Regions from separate parts of the Homo sapiens genome. Here region 2 is linked to region 1. The links are chromatin loops, found by intact Hi-C in ENCODE. Cell type or tissue: Calu3. All regions are shown on one strand. Links, peaks and the distances in the headings refer to the core of each region. The heading gives the core; the rest is flanking DNA.

The links. Peaks named below come from ENCODE experiments on the same cell type or tissue, not always from the same donor. Only the 100,000 strongest peaks of a DNase experiment are listed, where the experiment ranks them.
Region 2: it touches region 1 in a loop (4-fold over the local background); 3 of 110 quality-filtered maps call a loop at or near these places.

What each region holds. Positions count from the first base shown.
Region 1 is chr6:72,576,972-72,584,727 of GRCh38, reverse strand. No RefSeq gene overlaps it. Among named protein-coding and RNA genes, the nearest start is that of KCNQ5, 41 kb to the left of the region's middle. In Calu3, for the core only: a CTCF peak has its summit at 4,190 (motif pointing right); a DNase peak (open chromatin) is centred at 4,187.
Region 2 is chr6:72,518,445-72,524,052 of GRCh38, reverse strand. It overlaps the pseudogene LOC100422453. Among named protein-coding and RNA genes, the nearest start is that of KCNQ5, 100 kb to the left of the region's middle. In Calu3, for the core only: no CTCF peak of the experiment used is centred there; a DNase peak (open chromatin) is centred at 1,062.

The sequences.
Region 1 (7,756 bases), core at 2,716-5,215:
TCCAAGAAAGTCTTGGGAATGCCTCGCCACTTTTCTGCAGATAGATATTAGACAGATTATACTTGATAAAGCACTAAAAAAGGCTCTCTGAGAAAAAATTGTTTCTTCATACCTAGCACTGGTTGGTGTCAAAGCTTTTGATCAACTGTAATCAGTTGGCTTTTAGAAACAATGACTGATATTTTCTTTAAAGAGTTCTGTCAATCTAAGTATTTTTGTAATATATTTGTTATTAGCTTGCAGCACTTTTAATCATGTTTTTTCCTTGCAGTATTTTACTATAATGCCTCTAGTTTCTTTATCATTTTGCAACTATGATCTGTTTTATACATAATTAAACACCTTTTGCATTACCACATAGTCTGCTTCATTTCCAAAATTGAAGAAATGGCTTGTGTAGTTGTTAGGAAGTGATGATTTTAAAACACTACAAGGAATAAGATTCTTTAATATATTAATTATCTGCCAGATGAGAATGGTCTGTAGACAGGGTAAAAGAAAGGCATAATTCTCTGGAATGCAAAGAAAAACTAGCTCAAGAGATTGTTACAGAATAAGAGTTACCAGCAGACAGTTTAAGAGATAAAGACTGGGGCAGTCCTCTTTGGGCATTATACTTACATATTTTAGGTAATAAATCAGACTATTAAGGATTAAACTATATAATTATTGCCACAAAGCATGTCAACAAGCTTATTATAGCAAATGAGAAAATCTCGTTGAAATTACCAAGCTTCTTGCAAGTGAAGCCCCTTGCAAGTGATCCAAAGAACCGTACACCAGGTCAGGTGAGAATTGGAACAGCATCTGCTGAAAAATGGAGTAGCCACATTCTTCCTTGAATCTTAAGTATTAGAGTAAGGGGACAGATTAGAACCAGAATAGACACATGAGCTTGGTCATAACTGACAGCCATCCTAACACACACCAGGTCTTAGAATGATAAATGCTTTATCAGGAAAAGAAAAACTAACTAAGGAAGTAATAAAAGGGATATAGTTCTATCATCAGTATCAGTCTATGGAAGAGTTACAGTCCATGTGTCCAAATGGTGTTTGCTGGTTAAGGAGTCATAGAGTTGCATACTTGGATACTAGTTTCCTTATTCTTCAAAATAAGGTAATCACAAGCAGTCTTTTCTCTCCATTTAAATAGTACTTAGCTATCACATAAAAAATCTTATCCTCAATGATCAAGTTGGCTTCATCCCTGGGATGCAAAGCTGGTTCAACATATTCAAATGAATAAACGTAATCCAACACATAAACAGAATCAGTGACAAAAACCACATGATTATCTCAATAGATGCAGAAAAGGCCTTTGATAAAATTCAACACCGCTTCATGCTAAAAACTCTCAATAAACTAGGTATTGATGGAACGTATCTCAAAATAATAAGAGCTATTTATGACAAACCCACAGCCAATATCATACTGAATGGGCAAAAGCTGGAAGCATTCCCTTTGAAAACCGGCACAGGACAGGGATGCCCTCTCTCACCACTCCTATTTAATACAGTATTGGATGTTCTGACCAGGGAAATCAGGCAAGAGAAAAGAAATAAAGGGTATTCAAATAGGAAAAGAGGAAGTCAAATTGTCTCTGTTTGCAGATGACATGGTTGTATATTTAGAAAACCCCATCATCTCAGCACAAAACTCCTTAAGCAGATAAGCAACTTCAGCAAAATCTCAGGATACAAAATCAATGTGCAAAAAGCACAGGCATTCCTATACACCAATAACAGACAAATGGAGAGCCAAATCATGAGTGAAATCCCATTCACAATTGCTACAAAGAGAATAAAATACCTAGGAATACAACTTACAAGGGATGTGAAGGACCTCTTCAAGCAGAACTACAAACCACTGCCCAAGGAAATAAGAGAAGACACAAACAAATGGAAAAACATTCCATGCTCATGGATAGGAAGAATCAATATCGTGAAAATGGCCATACTGCCCAAAGTAATTTATAGATTCAATGCTATCCCCATCAAGCTACCATTGATGTTCTTCACAGAATTAGAAAAAACTACTTTAAATTTCATGTGGAACCAAAAAAGAGCCCATATAGCTAAGACAGTCCTAAGTGAAAAGAGCAAATCTGGAGGCCTCATGCTACCTGACTTCAAATTATATTACAAGGCTACAGTAACCAAAACAGCATGGTACTGGTACTAAAACAGATACATAGACCAGAACAGAGGCCTCAGAAATAACACCACATGTATACAACCATCTGAACTTTGACAAACCTGACAAAAACAAGAAATGGGGAAAGGATTCCCTATTTAATAAATGGTGTTGGGAAAACTGGCTAGCCATATGCAGAAAACTGAAACTGGATCCCCTCCTTATATCTTACACAAAAATTAACTCAAGATGGATTAAAGACTTAAATGTGAAACCTAAAACCATAAAAATCCTAGAAGAAAACCTAGGCAATACCATTCAAGACATAGGCATGGGCAAAGACTTCATGACTAAAACACCAAAAGCAATGGCAACAAAAGGCAAAATTGACAAATGGGATCCAATTAAACTAGAGAGCTCCTGCACAGCAAAAGAAACTATCATCAGAGTGAACAGGCAAGCTACAGAATGGGAGAAAATGTTTGCAATCTATCCATCTGACAAAGGGCTATATCCAGAGTCTATAAATAACTTAAACAAATTTACAAGGAAAAAACAAACCCATAAAAAAGTGGACGGAGGATATAAACAGACACTTCTCAAAAGAAGACATTTATGCAGCCAACAAACATATGAAGACAAGCTCATCATCACTGGTCATTAGAAAAATGTGAATCCAAACCAAATGAGATAACATCTCATGCCAGTTAGAATGGCTATCATTAAAAAGTCAGGAAACAACAGATGCTGGAGAGAATGTGGAGAAATAGGAATACTTATACACTGTTGGTGGGGATGTAAATTAGTTCAACCATTGTGGAAGACAGTGTGGTGATTCCTCAAGGATCTAAAACCAGAAATACCATTTGACCCAGCAATCCCATTACTGGGTATATACCCAAAGGATTATAAATCATTCTATTATAAAGACACATGCACACGTATGTTTACTGCGTCACTGTTCACAATAGCAGAGACTTGGATCCAACCCAAATGCCCATCAATGATAGACTGGGTAAAGAAAATGTGGCACATATACAACATGGAATACTATGCAGCCATAAAAAGGAATGAGTTCACGTCCTTTGCAGGAACGTGGATGAAGCTGGAAACCATCATTCTCAGCAAACTAACACAAGAACAGAAAGCCAAACACTGCATGTTCTTACTCATAAGTAGGAGTTGAACAATGAGAACACATGGACACAGGGAGGGGAACATCACACACCGGGGCCTATCGGTTGGTGGGGGGCTAGGGGAGGGGTAACATTAGGAGAAATACCTAATGTAGATGACGGGTTGATGGGTGCAGCAAACCACCATGGCACGTGTATACCTATGTAACAAACCTGCACATTCTGCACTTGTACCCCAGAACTTAAAGTATAATACAAAAGAAAGAAAGAGAGAGAGAGAGAGGAAGGAAGGAAGAAAGGAAGGAAGGAAGGATGGAAGGAGGGAAGGAAGGAAGGAAGGAAGGAAGGAGGGAAGAAAGGAAATAGTAGTTAGCTATCAAAATGTATCTTTGGAAATACTCTTCAGGATAATGGTTCATCTGGTTTTTAGTTGTTTTATATCTGTCCTATTTATTTACTAGCTTTTTTAAATCAAAAAGAAGCCCTTTAATTAAAAAAGCAATATGAATGTCTCCCGATAGACTTTATTAGTGGCATTATATTATTTTTGCTGCTTCCAAATGCAATAGATTTATAGTTTGTTTAAGGAGCAAGCTGAAAGATAATAATAGCTTGACTGTAGAAGAGCTATAGCTAATGCTAAATTACGTATCAGATGAAATTATTACACATAGACATTTTATACAGGAAATGGAATACATTAAAGATATAATTTTAGTGTAAGAATTACAAAACTAATTGTTATTAACTATTTCTAAGATAGTTTCCAAAGTGTTTTTTATGTCAGAATGCTTTAATAGTGTGTTTTCTTTCCACACATGGACTGCCATTTGATAAATATGATGTCAGCTCTTTCTATTTCGTAAGCTCCTATTAACTAGAGTAGTTCCCCCTACAGTAGCCGGAAGCATGCAGCAGATGGCACTAAGAACATTTAGCAAAGCAGCCAAGAAGAGGTCTTCCTTAATTGCTCCACAAGGTCAGAAAATTGTCTGAAAAATGAGATACACTAACGGAATCCGGCCCTCCCAAGATAAGTTACACAATGGAATTTGTAAGTTCCACACCCTCTACTTTCCACTCGGGAGAAGAATTTACAATATTCAAAATAAACATATAGATAATGTCATGTTGAGCTTCTTTCAGGAATTAGGACTGTAATACTTCCCAAAATGGGAGCTATCACAGCTATTGTTTTTTATTTTTAATTTAGAGCACTCCATTATTTTAACTTTGGAAGTACAAGGTACAATGTGCTTAAATTTGTATTTTAAGAAAAGGAATGGTTCATACAAAAGATAGCAAAGCAAATAACTGATTGTTTTCACGGTGTGACACATATGCTTTCAACCTGTTATGTCCTTCTTTGTATTTCTACCAAAGTGGTGCAATAGCAAGTTTGTCACAGTTATGTTCTCACTTTCTATCTTGTGGTTTTCTTTAGCAAACTGGTATTTGTTGCAGGATTGGATTGTTTAATTATTATATCTCTAAATACCTAATAATATATGACTAAACCACAGAAAAAGACTGAACTAACCTAATGTATGCAACGGAAAAGAAAAACCAAGCAAATTTATAAGTCAGTGTTCTGCCTTCAAAAATAATTTCTGTAATTTCATTTGCATCCACACTGCAAATTTACATCATTTTTTTTGTCTATAGGTAACTTTTATATAAACTTTTGTTTGCATCAACAGCACATATTTGTATCAAAACCATAAGGTGCAATGAGTATTGAAGTGTATTTCTTATACAATGGGAAAACAACTTTTATAGTTCTTCTCTTTCAGTAACTGAAACTTTACTTAAAGAAAATCAATTCATTAGAGGATAGGAATCAACAAAACCTGAGAAATTTTGGTAAGCCTGCATCATGCAACAATCTTCTGTCTCTATGAATGATCCGTGGTCACAGTGCTCTTTGTTGTTTCACATGGCCTCCCTGTACTGTCATACATACATTCTAAAACTAACAGTTATAGAATCTTGTGTTTTTGCTGTCATTATTTGAACATTTTACAAATACATTCTATATACAACACAAAAGAAAATAAATATAACTCCTGCTTTAAAGTAGAGATATTAAAGAGTTCTTGTCCAACTTTTTAAGATGAGAAATATTCCCTCCAGGATGATTGTATAGAGACAGGAAGGAATCATTAGAGATCGTGAGAGATCCATCTATCAAATTAAAACAAAAATGAAATACTGAGCTGTGAATTTAATACACATTATTTCTTGAAGAATTCGCATCTTCAAGGACAGATTTTAATAATTTCTGCTAATTCTAACATGCTCCACATGCATGAGTACATCAGGAGACCACCAGCTTTTCAAAAATACACTATGTACTATTTCCAGCAGTGTTTCTTAGAAGAGAAGAAATAACACTATGGCGTAGCAAACTTCACTGTTACATTACTGTCAATATTTACCAGGATGAAAGAAAGATGCTGTCGGTTAACTTAGGATTTGTCAATAGAATATCTTTTTTTATTATGAAAGGGCTTAATCATATAGTGAAGAGTTTTCCAAGTCCTGTTCTATAGAACATTGTTGTGTCTCACGATGTTAATAGGTGTCCTATTAGCAATAACTTATCAACACCTTTCTTTTTAAATGCATTTTCCAAAAATGCACCAACAATGTAAAAATGAAGAGTTTAAAATATTTTCATATTTGTTTTTGTTATTGTGCTAAAATCTGACTTTAAGAAAAATCCCCAAGAGTTTTCTTAGAAAGGAAAATTCCTAAGGAAGTAAAAAGAGAAAGCACTAACGTGTGCCATTTAATCAGTGTGCTAAGGCATAAGCAGCATTTATTAATACCTGGGTGCTGGATGAGAGACACAGACCATCCGCTCATGTTGCATCGTCTGGTTTTATACCTTGAGCACACAATAGTGATATTTTTAATGTTTAAGATATATCAAACATTCATTCACAGATTAGTGAATTTCTGTTAGGGCTCTGTCAATACATAATAATTTTAAAATTGTTTTGACATCAAATACATTTCACATGTGTAAATCTGGAAAGCAATTTTAAATAACAAAGTCTGCAAACTAGAAAAAGAGAAACATGAATTAAAATTTTTTCGTATCTTATAAGTAGTAGGTATGTATGTGTATGTATACTAATGCCATTCTTTTCTTTTCCTTTTTCTTTCTTTTTTTTGAGATGGAGTCTTGCTCTGTTGCCCAGGCTGAAATGCAGTGTTTTGATCTTGGCTCACTGCAACCTCCACCTCCCTGGTTCAAGCAACTCCCCTGCCTCAGCCTCCTGAATAGCTGGAATTAAAGGCGTGTGCCACCATGGCCCGACTAATTTTTGTATTTTTAGTAGAGATGGGGTTTCACCATGTTGGCCAGGCTGGTCTCAAACTCCTGACCTCAAGTGATCTGCCCACCTTGGCTTTCTAAAATGCTGGGATTACAGGCATGAGCCACTGGGCCCAATCCATTAAAGCCATTATTTTCAATTTTGCTGCAGTTGATTTGCTAACATGTCCAATTCTTAAGTACTAGTCTACAGAGAAAATCAGGCATTACTTAAAAGATGTTCTAAAGTTAATATTTTTTTTTTTTGTAGAGCAGTTTTAGGTTAACAGAAAAATAAGTGGAAAGTACAGAAAATTCCTTTATACTTCTTGTCACCACAACATGCACAGCCTCTCCCACTGTCAACATTCCACATTACAGTGGTACATTTGGTACAGTTGATCAACCTACATTGACACACCATTATCACCCAGAGTCCATAGTATATATTAGCATTTGCCCTTGGTGTTGTACATTCCATGGGTTTGGACAAATATATAATGTATCCACTGTTTTAGTATTATATAGAGTAGTTTTGATGCAGGGCAGGCAAGCCCCAAAGTGGACTTAGCCTGTGAGGATTCTTGGCTTCACCAAGGAAATAATTCAAGGGCAGTCAATGGTAGGGTAGAAGAAAACAGCTTTACTGAAGCAGCAATGTTACAGCTTCGGCAATGTTACAGCTCTTTGAGGGCTCCTATGGAGCAGGACTACCTCATAGGCTGAGTATGGTGGCTCAGGGCAGTTTTGCAGTCATATTTACACTTACTTTTAATTACATGTAGATTAAGGGATGGTCTATGCAGAAACTTCTAAGAAAGAGGTAACTTTTGGGTCATTGGGTCATTGCCATGGAAAGGAGCGGTTACTCCTGGGTGTTGCCATAGCACACTGGTAAGTGTGCCTTATGGAAAACTGCTTCCACCCCATCCCTGCTTTAGCTAGTCCTCAATTTTGTCTGGTGTCTGAGCCCCACCTCCAGATTTGAGTGTCACCTCTTACCTCAGCTTTACTGCCCTAAAAATCCTCTTGTGCTCTGCCTATTCATTCCTCCCTCCTGCCTAACCCCTGGAAACCACTAATCTTTTCATTGTCCCCATAATTTTGCCTTTTTCAGGCTATCATATAGTTGGGATCTTCATTATGTAGCCCTTTTAGCTTCT
Region 2 (5,608 bases), core at 29-2,528, 58 kb after region 1:
AAAAAAGAGAGGATAAGCAACTTGCTGAGACTTCTTGCTCTGTTTCCCTCTTTACGAGCGGGACTCTTGCTTCCTCTCTTCCTGCCCTTGGACATCAGACTCCAGGTTCTTTGGTCTTTGGACTCTGGGACTTCACCAGAGGCCTCCTGTAGGCTCTCGGGCCTTGGTCTCAGACTGAGGGCTGCACTGTCAGCTTTCCTAGTTTTGAGGCTTTTGGACTTGGACTGACCTGCGCTATAGGCTTCTCTCTTTCCCAGCTTGCAGATGGTCTATTGTGGGACTTTGCCTCGTGACTGTGTAAACCAGTTCTCCCCAGTAAACTATCTTATACATATACATATACATATACATATACATATACATATACATATACATATACATATATTTTATTGGTTCTGTCCCTCTGGAGAACCCAAATGCAGGTGAGAATTAGAAATGGTCATTGGACGGATTTCTTTTTGTGTCTGCATAAGATCTTAGATTTTGGGACATTTCAGGGAGTAGAGGCCATTAGCTTAGATTGGAAAGATACTGGGCTTCCTGCCGAATTCAGCAAGGAGGCAATTGAGTTGGTGTACATTTGCTTTGGAGCTATCAAAGAGGTGTGAAGATACTGGCTTCTTAATACTGCATACATTTCTTGTGCGAGAAGAAGGAGGATCGATTTAAAAATGCTAACTGATGACAACGGCCCTCTTTACTCTCCTCCACCAGATGGGATATGGAGAGAAGGAGTAACTATTTTTTTTTTTAAAGGCCCAAAGTTTATTAATTCTTCTCCCACCCCTCCCCATGCCCTTGCTGGGATGCTGGCAGGAGTCACTAGGCCTCTGAGCATCTCAGAAGCTGCCCTCGTGCTCCAGAAGGTCCTCATCTTCTTGCTCATGGAAAAGATACAGCAGTCATGGCTGGCGTCAATTACCTTCTAGTGTGTGCAGCCTCCCCTGGCAGTGCTGGCATCAGGCCCAGAAGTGTGAGAAACACTCCTTCTGGGCATTCAGGTGGGACACCTGCCTCTGATACAGTTTCAACTTCTGGGGCAAGCAGAACATGCACCCGGCCCTCTGGTGGCTGATCACTGCAGCCCTTGCCTCATTTGTGCTGGTTGGTGACGCTGGAGCTGGAGGTCGCCACCTTGCTTGTCAGAACCACATTGTAGCATTTGCATTCCCTACGCAGCAGCATGGCCTCAGGACAGCCCTCCCTCACCCAGGATGGGCTTCCAGATGTGCAGGACTGGCTTGGCAGCTATGGTCCCAAGAAGCACTTAAGTGCAGATCCTCATACTTCTGGCAGGCAGCCAGGCTTTTGGCAGAAATGGTGGTGATCACCTAGGGGACTTGGTGGCTCAGGGTGAGTGCACCCCCACGACATTGTTTTCTCATCTTCTCAGTCAGTTCCACTTGGGCCTGTTAGCTGTTGGTAGTAATGTTTGTTTTGTTTTTTTAAATTCATTATGAGATTTATTTATATTTCACCCGTCAAAAGCCAAAATATAACAAATTTCACTTTCCAGAAAGTTGTCTTATACATGAAGTGCATTCAATACAAGAAAATAAATCAAGTTTCTCTGACCACCGGTGAGATGGATAAGCTTTAATCAGTACCCTCAAATCAAAATTTTCTCAGATTTCTTCCCAAACATCCACAGAAATAGTCTCAACCCAGGAAGGTTTGAGATAACTTTTTCCAGAAACTACAATGAAAAAGACAACCTTAACGTCTGGGTTAGAAAAAGGTAATGTCCCAAACAGGCCCACTCTTCTGTAGGGAGAGGACAACAGCAGCAGTGTGCAGACTGCAGGCCCAAATCACTTTTGCCATTTGCAACCTCAGCTACTGACTGGAAGAATGTTCATATTCAGATTAAAGATGTTTCTAATTAAAAATGGAGCCTAATTCCATATTTCTTTTGATGCATATTCCTTTTGGTGAGTTGTAGATGGTGTTCTGTCTCAGTTCTTCCAGGTTCCAGGCTCTCTTTTTATCAGTATTTTATGCCCAAATATCCTTGGGAATAGATTATAGAGAGAATCTATTATGATCTGAAATAGATTATAGAGAGAATGTATTATAACTTATAATAGATTATAGAGAGAATAGAGAATGTTCCTGATGACTTAATTCTGGCCCCAACACCATTGTCTGTATTATTGTGCAATAATAACCTATCTTCAGGAGCCCCTGGATGACTAAATGCACCCCTTACCTCTGTTGCTGTTACCTCCACTGATAAAGACAGGTGATTCTGGGTTGAGTTTTATGGGTGGTCTAAAGGCATGCGTCTTCACAAGCACTGGGGTGAGTAGTGGTTTTATATTCAGAAACACTGACAAATTCCAGAGAAAGCCAAAAATCCAAAACCTAAGTAGTGAAATCATGGGTAACTTGAGGATGTCAGGAAGGGTAATCAGAGAATGGGAATCATATCTGCGGGGCAGCGTTAGCTGAGTTACTCTCCAACAGTTTGGACATATATCTATATACATGTGTTTGTGTGTGTGTGTGTGTGTGTGTGTTCACATGTGTGTGTGTTTATCAACTTAAGAAGTGTCTGGTGATACTGAGATGTTTGATTGTATATAAGAGAGCTAATTACAAGGTTTTTGTTTAAGGATGGGATCATAGACCAGTAAACGTTATAATGGGGATTCTGAAATGTTTGGATTTGTTGGTCTTTTCTCTAGGGTAGTTTAGCTTCTCCTGAGGATTGCTCTCTCTCCTGACTGAGGGATATAATATTGGCACACATCCTCTGGGGATCTGAGAAGCACGCAGGGGAAGGGGACTGGGCATGACATTTCATTTAACGAACTTGAGCATCCTCAGATTTTGGTATCTATGGGCGTCCTGAACTGAATCCCCAACAGACACTGACGGATGATTCTACTTATCTTGCCAATTATAAGATCATATTGTTGGATGCTTTTAATTTATTTTATTGTTCTCTAAAATATAATGTTATTTTAAAATAAGCAAATTAATTTTAAATAGCCAAGTATTTTTAAGAAATTTAAAATTCATAATTTGGCAGTCATATCCCTTTACAATTACCTTAATCTGATTATCATTTTTAAATGACTGATATTTAAGCATGATAGTTACTTGCCTGGACCCTCCTTTTCTGTGGACCTTGTAATGGAAAACAACCCAAAATGAATAGGAAGCCCGGCAAGCAATGGCAGTACAAATTCTCAGACGCGTTGCTGTGCTTGATATTTCTTGATCAAATTCTTTATTGTGGATAAATTAAACTAAACTAAAATATATAACATATACAACACTTCCATAAAAATAAATCTGTTTAATCTGATAGCACACATTAGGTTTTTGTCGTAATTTAATTTTTGAAGTACAATTAAGGATGTTTTCTGCCTGGTGCCATGGCTCACGCCTTATCTCAAGACTTTGGGAGGCTGAGGCGGGTGGATCACTTGAGATCAGGAGTTCGAGACCAGCCTGACCAACATGGTAAAACCCCCATCTTTAATAAAAATACAAAAAAATTAGCCTGGCATGGTGGCGCACGTCTGTAATCCCAGCTACTGAGGAGGCTGAGACATAAGAATCGCTTGAACCCAGGAGGCAGAGGTTGCAGTTAGCCGAGATCGCGCCACTGCACTCCAGCCTGGGTAACAGAGCAAGACTCTGTCTCAAAAAAAAAAAATTGTTTTATAGTGACTCCCATGTGCTACTTTGCTCTTGGATTGGTAAGGCAAATTTACTTCTCAAGAATTCTGCATACAGTTTTTGTTGTTGTTCACCTTTGAAATATAGAGAGATGTTGGATTCCCCAGCAAGTCAGCAAAACAAAAGAGTTCTAGGATAATGACAGCATGAGTGTTGGTGCTGAGAAATCCCTTCTTTGAGTTATCATGAAAAGAAATAAATAGTGAAAAATATGTTTCTGGTAGAAACTAAAGATACAAATCAATTATATTCTCAAATCTATCAGTACCTTCTTTCTCCATGCATTGGGAGCATTATGATGCAATAATGTAAAGCAATTGCCAGGGTGGATATCACAGTTATCCCCAACAATTCCTTTATTTATCTCAGGATGGAAAATGGAACCCTGAAATCCAGGTAATGGACCAATCACAGTTATTCACATGGATTTATTTCCCTTTCATCTGAGCTTAACTACATTTTAATGCAAAATATCATTAGATATAAAAAAGAACAAGTACCGATTCATGCATCCTGCAATATGAAATAAAATTTCCTCCCCAGTGACTGGTAGAACCTGAAGAAATAGTATATACCGGACTGGAATGGTAGTAGCTGACCCAGAGATAAATTTTTTGTATACAAGCAGTTGTTTGCTAAATGGACTGGCATGAAACATTCTACTCAAATGGGGTCAAATGAGACCAATTTTATTATCTTTCTTGGGAACCTAAAATGGGTAAGTAAAACATATGTCAAAAATTATTTTTTCCTGTTTCTTTTTACTTTTTAAATGGATTACTAGAAAATTCACAATGATACGTATCAACCCCCAAATGAAATCCTATTATATGTTAGTAGATAGTATTTATTATTTACTTATTATTTCGTAGAGAAAAGAAAGCTCATTCAATGATTGATTATTAAATAGTTTAATAATTAGTAATTACTCTCTAATAGATTTTTCAGTAAATAAGGCCAGTGTAGTCCCACTCTCACTATCTTGAACGTAAAATAATTAAATGTTTATATGAACAGCTATTTCAAGGGAGGATGTTCAAATGAACACAGAGAAAGATTTATGGCATCACAAAAATGGAGGTACCTGGTTGAACCTCAAGCTGGTGCTAACAGTCCTCCAAAATGTTATAGCATCCTGGAGCAGCAACTGCAAGAATAAAAACAGGGAAGCCACACCAAAAGAATCCAGGCAGATTAGAAGCAGAAAAGCAGAAGGCAGATTGTCAAGGTAGTCATAATTGCTGTATAATGTAGTCAATCCTTTGCATAGAGCCAAATGCACATGCAGAGATTAAAACTGTAATGTGCACCTAGAAATGAACAGCCTACCACACACAAAATAGAGAATATAGTCAGGACAAGCAAAGAGATTATCCTCTTAGCCACACTAAGTGTCATCACTAGTTTCTCAGTGAGGAAGATTTAGAGACAGATAGCTCAAACCAATATATATTCAAAAAAAGATTATTACATGTACATATATAGAACACATTGCATATAGTAATCCTTACAGTAGAGAGTTCAAATAGTCTGAAGGCATTAATTGGCTTCATGTATTTTTGAGTTAAACAGTACTTCTGGGTATATTGCATGGAGCTACCTGAAATGGTACATCTTTTCTCATTATTATAGTCAAGATCCTAGTACACCGAATGGAAACAACCAGTAATCATCTTCCTCTTAGGGAATTCTGTCTTATGGAGGCTTATTTCATAGGGCAGTGTTACATTTTCACTGGAACGAATGATCAGCTTTTTGAGACAGGTCTCATTTATGAGAAAATCTAAAGAATATAAATTCCCTAAAATCAAATTTAATGAAAATACATGGAACATGTATTACAAAAAGTATAATGATTTACTAAAAAATATAAAAGAAAACTTGAATCAATGGAGTGGCATAACCAATTCTGAGGGGA